2 separate regions of the Homo sapiens genome follow, and region 1 is linked to region 2. Evidence: chromatin loops called from intact Hi-C (ENCODE). Cell type or tissue: OCI-LY7. All regions are shown on one strand.

What was found. Peaks named below come from ENCODE experiments on the same cell type or tissue, not always from the same donor. Only the 100,000 strongest peaks of a DNase experiment are listed, where the experiment ranks them.
Region 1: it touches region 2 in a loop (3-fold over the local background); 1 of 110 quality-filtered maps calls a loop at or near these places.

What each region holds. Positions count from the first base shown.
Region 1 is chr5:40,031,393-40,035,392 of GRCh38, reverse strand. No RefSeq gene overlaps it. Among named protein-coding and RNA genes, the nearest start is that of LINC00603, 19 kb to the left of the region's middle. RefSeq lists an enhancer at 1,169-2,171. In OCI-LY7, no CTCF peak of the experiment used is centred here; DNase peaks (open chromatin) are centred at 1,842 and 2,182; H3K4me3 peaks cover 1,068 bases; H3K27ac peaks cover 1,411 bases.
Region 2 is chr5:40,483,213-40,487,212 of GRCh38, reverse strand. No RefSeq gene overlaps it. Among named protein-coding and RNA genes, the nearest start is that of PTGER4, 190 kb to the left of the region's middle. RefSeq lists an enhancer at 408-467. In OCI-LY7, no CTCF peak of the experiment used is centred here; DNase peaks (open chromatin) are centred at 122 and 1,622; H3K4me3 peaks cover 2,414 bases; H3K27ac peaks cover 1,964 bases.

The DNA.
Region 1 (4,000 bases), 450 kb after region 2:
TTTTAGAAAGCATTCTTTCTTAAAAGTTTTTCTTAGACTTTTAAAGCCATCACCCATTTATAACAATTACCAAATTATTAAACATGAAATTGCCCATATGGATATTGTTATTATCTTGTCATATTCTCAGGTGGACCAGATTAATAGAACATTTTTCTCCATAGCCTAAATTCACGAGAGTTTGAGTTTGGGGGAAAGGTAATTAGAAAGCACCAAGCATTACTTAGTATGGTACTGGGGCATTAACCAATAAGGAAGATGGGACTTGCTGGAGAATAGTAGAGGGCATTGGGTTTTATGATAAAGAAAAATAAATGTCAGGGGATAGGAAAGGTGAGACACTACAAACAAATTGTATCTGCTTCTTAGATTAACTAGGAAAGGACTTCTACTGCTGTGCTTCTTAAAAAAAGCCTCAAATCTGAAACTTGTCATTAGTTAGGTGTATCTGAGTCTTGCCTATCTTCATATAAGTTCAGGCTCTTTCTGTGTAGGGAGGGTAATGGAGATGTTAGTCCAGGATGGGGGCCTGTTCACGACAACTGAGCATTGTTCTTCTGTACTCATGCACTCACTCACATTGCACACACCCACCTACTCACAAAACTAGATTGGAAATATATGAGTTATAGTAATGTTGATACTTTACATTGGTGTAGAATTTTAGAATATTGAGTGCTTTCACATACATTATCTCAGAACGCAGGGAGTAAGAGTCAGTGACCACAATGAGGAGGATATGTGGAGAGAGTGGATAAGAAAGAACAACAGAATAGATAGGGAAGAAAGTGCCCATGGGTGGAGGCTAGCTAAAAATTAAGAAATGCCATGGTAGTAGCTGAGCGAACTTGGTACCATATCACTAATCTACTTAACTGATGAATAATGTCTTCTCTAAATGTCCCCAGGCATTGTGAAGAGATGCAGCATATTTTTTTTTAACTTTTACTTTAGGTTCATAGGGGCATGTGCAGGTTTGTCATATAGGTAAGTTCATATCATGGGGGTTTGTTGTACAGATAATTTTATCACCCAAGTACTAAGCCTATTACCCAATAGTTATTTCTTTCTGATCTTCTCTCTCCTCCCACCTTCCACCCTCAAGTAGGCCCAAGTGTCTGTTGATTCCCTTATTATCTCCATGAGTTCTCATCATTTAGCTCCCACTTGTAAGTGAGAACATGCAGTATTTGGTTTTCTGTTCCTATGTTAATTTGCCAAGGATAATGGCTTCCAGCTCCATCCATGTTTCTGCAAAATACATGAGCTCATTTTTTTCTGGCTGAATAATATTCCATGGTGTATATGCACTATATTTTCTTTATCCAGTCAGTGATGGGCATTTAGATTGATTCCATGTCTTTGCTATTGTGAATAGTGGAGATGCAGCATATTAGAGAGTATTGACATTTCCTAGTCTAGACTCCAAAATTAGTTAAGAACATTTGGAAAAAGTAATACAAAGATTTCAGAAGAAAACAGCTGCGCAGGCTGCTATTACTAAATTCATATGAACTATGGTCCAAAAATGCACTTCAAGTCTTGCAGGGTTTGGAACACTGATGGACATCCGTATGTATTTCATAAGGCTCTTTGGCCAAGGAGTAGCAGAAGCTGACAATCAATGGGCTGTCAGTTCATTCAGCCTTCAGGACTTTGGTGGGGAAGAGAAAAGATGGGCAACCAATTTGAGCAGCCCTGTCAAGAGATCTGCTGCCCAGCCATGCAAACACCAGAACAGTTTGAACTGATCACACTAACACAGCAGTCACAGGACTAGGGTTGACTGGACTGTGAAGACTAAGCAAACACTACTGCAGGTCTCATCACCGCATCACCGGAAAGCTGACATCAAAGGGAAGGAAAACCAAGCACCTGTTCTCTCAAGGGACTGACATCACTTAGTTCCTCAGTAACAGCTCTCATGCTAGATTAAATATCTTTTTTTGTTCTAGTTTGTGATGGTTACATCGAAGCTAGGATGATTTGGATCTTAATAATGAAGTTTTGCAACATATCTGTAATTCAGCACTGTTTTCTGTGTCCTCTATCAGTGTTCTATCTAATTCAGGCTCCTGTCAGGAAAAATTAAAAAAGACTTTGAAAGAAAAAAAATAAAGATTACTGGATGTCCTGTCTAGCACACTGTTCCTGTTTACTTGTGACTTTCATCATCTTTGAGCTATTTTAGCGATCTTGTAATTTGTAGAAAACTTATAGTCATGCAAATGATTCTTGTTCATAGAAATTCAGTTGATTATTGCCCTGTGGAAATTGACCAGTTTTGCATCTACTGTATTTGAAATTCATCTAAGCATTTTTGATTGTTAATATACATGTGTTGTTTGATTCTCTTTTTAATTAGTTGCAACATCTTACTGGTTTTTTCATTAATTAATGAATCAAATGTCATCTTTGACATGTATTTATTTTATGTGCATTTTATTCTTTAATGCCTTCTTCAATTCTTTACTGGATTATACCAGCCTCCTAACTTGTTTCTCCATAGAGTAAATTGAGAAATCTTCAAAAATGAAAATCAGGCTAAGTTTTTTTTTTTTTTCCTAGCTGAAAAATCCTTCAAGGATTTTTATTGTTCTTATAATAAAATACACACTCCATATCTTGGTTTACAAAACTCCGAAGTATCTAGTACTTATATTCTCTCCAACCTATTTTTTTTTTTTTATTGATATGGAGTTTCACTCTTGTTGCCCAGGCTGGAGTGCAGTGGTGCGATCTCAGCTCACTACAATCTCAGCCTCCCAGATTCAAGCGATTCTCCTGTCTCAACCTCCCTAGTAGCTGGGATTATAGGCACCGCCACCACTCCCGACTAATTTTTGTATTTTTAGTAGAGACGGGGTTTCACCATGTTGGCCAGGATGATCTCGAACTCCTGACTGCAGGTGACCCACCTGCCTCAGCCTCCTAAAGTGCTGGGATTACATGCATGAGCCACCGTGCCCGGTCTTCTCTAACCTAATTTTATGCTCTTCTACTGATTTTTCATTATATTCCAGCTATACTGGTCCCATTCTGTTCCTGGAATTTATCAAACCGTTATCCATCTCAGGGAGGCCTTTGCGATCACTTATCTCTGCATAGAATGCTTTTTTGGTAGAAATTTGCCTGGCTGACTCAGTCTTATCCTTTAGGTCTCAACTTCCCTCTGAGGTCCCCATGAGACCATTACATCCCATTTCTCTCCTCAGACAAGATTTCCCTGACTACTCTTTCTAATAGTGTGTTATGTATTTACTATTTATTGCATCCTATTTGTGGTAATCTGTATTCTTTATCTCATTTCTATTTGATACCTCCACTAAAAGGTAAACTCAATGAAGAGATAGAATGTGTTGTCATATTATCTACTGTATCACAAGATATATTTCATGTAGTAAAGATCATTTGTGGAATAAATGAAAAATATGGGAAGAAAAGCCCTTGAATTTCAGAAGAGACCTGGGGACTTATGAATGAGAAAATAAAGACTCTACTAAGGAGCAAGTTATAGAATATATGTAAACAAGAAAGGTGGTGTGTTCTATGATGACCAGAAAGCCAAGTGTTGGTGTGAATATATCCAAGAATAGGAACAAATAAGGATACAGTGGCCATATATGGGTATGATACTCTTTAGAAGAATAAATGTTCCATTTCTCATTTACTTACAGTTAGAAGTATTTGGTAAGATTCTCCTTATTGACTTAGGAACTTAGGTGGAAATTCAATAATTACTCAATACCAATATCTCCCACTAAAGTAATTTTATTATTTGGGTTTCTAGAACAATAATGGAACCAAATTAACACTGGATGAGTATAGAAAGAATGAATAAATGCCATCTATGTTAATCTGATTAGCAGAAAGATAGAGGCATAGATAAAGAGGATTATTTAATATATTGATAATAGTTGAAATGACATTCTTTATGGGGAAATGAAGAATTACTTTGATTGTAGTTTAGATAGAGAGGACTTATTGGACAACTCTCCAT
Region 2 (4,000 bases):
ATAAGGATCTTTTGAACCTAGTTGCTTTAAATAAATGGTGACCTGAATTTCCTAACATCTCTGAATCACTGTCCATGTGACCACACATTCAGTTAGGCTCAAATAATACCAGGCAGGTAAAAATAGCAGTGTGGTTTGACCACTTCTCCATTTCCCTGGAGATAAGCTCACTATCACTCTTCTACTTTTGACAGCAGTGCTGTGGTTTTATATTCACTATTTTATCAGACTTCAGGTTTTAATGTAATTATGACTTGGGGCTACTTTAGAGAAAATTATGATAAAAGCATACATAAATGAGATCAGGGTGAGTCCAGAGAATGAGGAGAGAAGAGTGAGAGGCAGGAAATCCCCTGGAACTTTGCAGAGGTGCCAGGGAAGAAGTGAGAGCCATGTGGGATGTGATGCATTGGTGATGCCATGTCAAAGCCCTGGATTAGGACTCAGAAGACCTCATATACTTTGGGTGGTTTCATTTTTATGAACCTTGGTGAGTCTTTCCATATGGTTGGACCAGGTGATTTTAACTGTTACTTGTGGCTTTTCTGACTAAAGGGCTTTGTCTGAGAAAGAAGCACTTTTGAAGTGAGCTTTGTCACGTGAAGCTGTGGCAAAGATGATGTCATACAACTTTAGTTCCGGTTACATTGATCATTCACCCCAATCAGCTGACAGGCTGCGCAATGATTTTTGAATCTGCCATATAGCTCTCACCAGAATGTGGCAATCACAGGCACTGTGGACTGGGAGACGTCCTTTCAGATGTGAATGAGAAGATGCTGGAGGGTCCCCAAAGACAGAATAGAAAAATTCTTTGCTGAATTCAACCTACACCAGCTATAGGGGTTGAAAAATACAATTTAAAAATTAGTATATTCTAAATTTGGACTCAAGGGCAGATGGTTCATAATGAGCACAAATGTCCAAGTTTTCCCATCAGATGGTCATCAGAAGGACACCATGGGCTACTCAATAGGTATTTAGTGACTGTGCAGAAAGGGCAGTCATTTTAGAGAATACAAAGAAGATAGGGCTCCAAGGTAGTTAAAGCAATGGAAATAAGGCCAGCTCCCATAAATCACTTTTCAGAAATATCTCTCCAATGGGGAATGGGGGTGGGGTCAAAACAAGATACAGTGATAGAAATGGTTGGTAGATTAAATTTTGTAACCTGAATTTTTAAAGATAATAGGCATTTAAAATATTTCATCTCATTGTCAGCACAAGTTTCCAGAATTTTTGGCCAGAAAATACAATTGCTAAAAACATAAGATTATTTGTCCATGAAATTGATCATGTACTTAATAAATAGGCCTACGAGATATCAGAATGAGCCTATAATCTTTTGCCTCTTTGTTTTCCTTTGCTTGGCATTATGGTGAACTATATTTAGGAAGGCCAAACACGTTCTTCCTCAAACTTGGTTTCTCTTTGGCCAGACCCCATGTTCCCTTGTTCCTTCCGTTTCACTGGGGTGTGCTCAATGAAAAGTATTTCAATTTTAATTTTTATTAACCTCACAAATTATTTGCTGGTAAGATTAAAAAAGAAGACACATGAGCTGTGACACAGAAGAAATAGTGTTATTGGTGCTCAGTGGCTGAGGGTCAGATTTCAGTTCCTTATACTGGCTGTGTGACTTTGTACGAGTTCCTGAGTCTGTCTGGGTTTCAAATCCTCACAGAAAATGAGAATTGGAACGGGTGAACTTTAAGCCTCCGCAAACTCCAACATTTTATGTGTCTATGCATTCCAAAGTCCAATGTTAGTGATATTTAAACCCCTGGTACAGATTAGTCACACAGATGCAGCCTCCATTAGTGTTATCAATACTCATAGCTGACACTGATTGATTGCTTCCTTGGTGCCAGCTCTTTCTGAAATCGATTTCTGAAATCTTACTTATTTCTAAAATAGCTGTGTGTGACAGGTGTTATTATTGCTACTTTATAGATGATGAAACCGAGGCTAAGTGGGGCTAAGAAATAGTTACGTAAGTTATGAGGCTGATTTTGAAATTCAGGCTGTCTGACTCCAAAGCTTATGCTTAATCCAGATACCCTGAACAGTACAAAGTTGACGAATTTATGAATCAATGAGGAATATCTCTCAGAAACACAATTTTAAGGTGCAGAATATAACCCTGCACTAAACTTATTTCAACCAGGTATTTTTGTTCACTTAGATTATTTGTTTCTGGTTGAGAGAGCAGATGATTTATTTGGTCGTTCGAGGGGTCTGTATAAAAAAAATCATTTGTATCAACTTTGATAGTTGGTAAAGCCAGAGCATCTCAGTTTGGATGTCTACTTCCCGAGGAAACTGCAATCTCTCACATCCCAATTTGAGAAATACTAGTTCACAAGAGGTTTCTAGTGCCTCTTCAGAGAGATTCACACAGTTTTGGTGAATGTTGGGAGATAAAAACTATGTAAGGAACCATCACCATCCACACACACATGTCTAATTCTGTAGGGCAGGGTAGATGAAACCTGAGTTGGCTTGAAGGTTTATGATGTCAGTTCTCTGATCTGGGATGGTGGTTACTACTTCACTTTTGAGGAGTTGGGTGAACTCAAGAAAAGCGTTTTCGTTTTGTTGTTTCATCTTTCAATTAGGTGAACTTTAAAAAGGGAAGTTATTAGTTTTCTCCTGACTTTAAAATCCCCTGCCATAATCTGTCTTTTTTTCCTGTTTTGGTAAGCATTACAGTTTGTGGTATATATATTTTTTGATCTGTAGGATTTCTTCACTATATCTGAGGGGCTGCTCTATCAAGCAAAGCTTCTATATATCCATGTATTGCCAAGTAAAATTGGACCTCAGATATTCTTTCATAACATTGCAAAGACTTTACAAAAATTAAGCACAAATTACCAATCACAGCCTCCTGGTTTATACATAATTACTGTCCAGTATTTTATCACTAGCCTGATTTTTATCATTCCCTCCCATTACTATTATTATTTTATATAGTCAGTGTTCAAATTTTGGCACATATTTTTGTTCACTTAGATTATTTCCTCACATTCTCTGCTCACCAATCTTTCTTGTGTTTCAGATTTTTCTTTTGGATCATTTTCACTTCTTCCTGGAATATACTCTTTAATCAGTGACTCTTAGGTGAAAATATTCAGCTTTGTATTGAAAATTTTCAGTTTTTCTTGAAAATATCTTTATTCCGCTGTCATTCTTGAAGGATGGCTTGGCTGGCTATGTATTACCAGGCTGAGTTATCTTCTCTCAGAAGACTGAAAATATTCTTTCACAGTCTTCTGCTTTTCATTATTGCTGTTGAGAAGTCAACTCTCAATTTAGTTCTTATTTATTTGTAGGTAATTTTTCTTTGCTTTCTAGCTACTTTAAACATCTTTCATTTCTCTTTCTTGTTCTGCAGTATCTAGATATTGGTTTCTTTTTATTTATTCTGGTTGGCATTGTAGTAGTTTTTTATTGCTGTGTATAAACTACCACAAACTTGCATCTTGAAACAGCATCTCTTTATTGGTTCACAGTTCTATAAGTTTGGCAGGGTGGCATGACAGGATTCTCTGCTTGGGATCCTACAAAGCTGAATTCAATATGTCAAACAGGTTGAGTTTTCATTTAGAGGCTCTGGGGAAATTTTGCTTCCAAACTCAGTCAGTTTGTTGGCAGAATTAAATTCCTTGTGGTTGTAGGAATGAGGTCTTCATTTATTTGCTGGCTGTCAGCCAGAGATGTTTGCAACTCCTAGAGGCCACCCATATTCCTTGCCTTGTGGCTCTCTAAGTTTTCTAGCCAGTAACAATCTGTCAACTTTCTTAAAGTTGATTGTGCCACATGATATAACCTAATCCTGGGGGTAAAATTGATCATATTAACAATCCTAGAGATTAGGCAAAACATGTACACCAGGTGGCAGGGAACTGTGAAGGATGTCTTGGAATTATGCCTACCAAAGTCATTTATTGAGATTCTTTAATTCAGAGACATCTTTCCATGATCACTTGTTAACTAT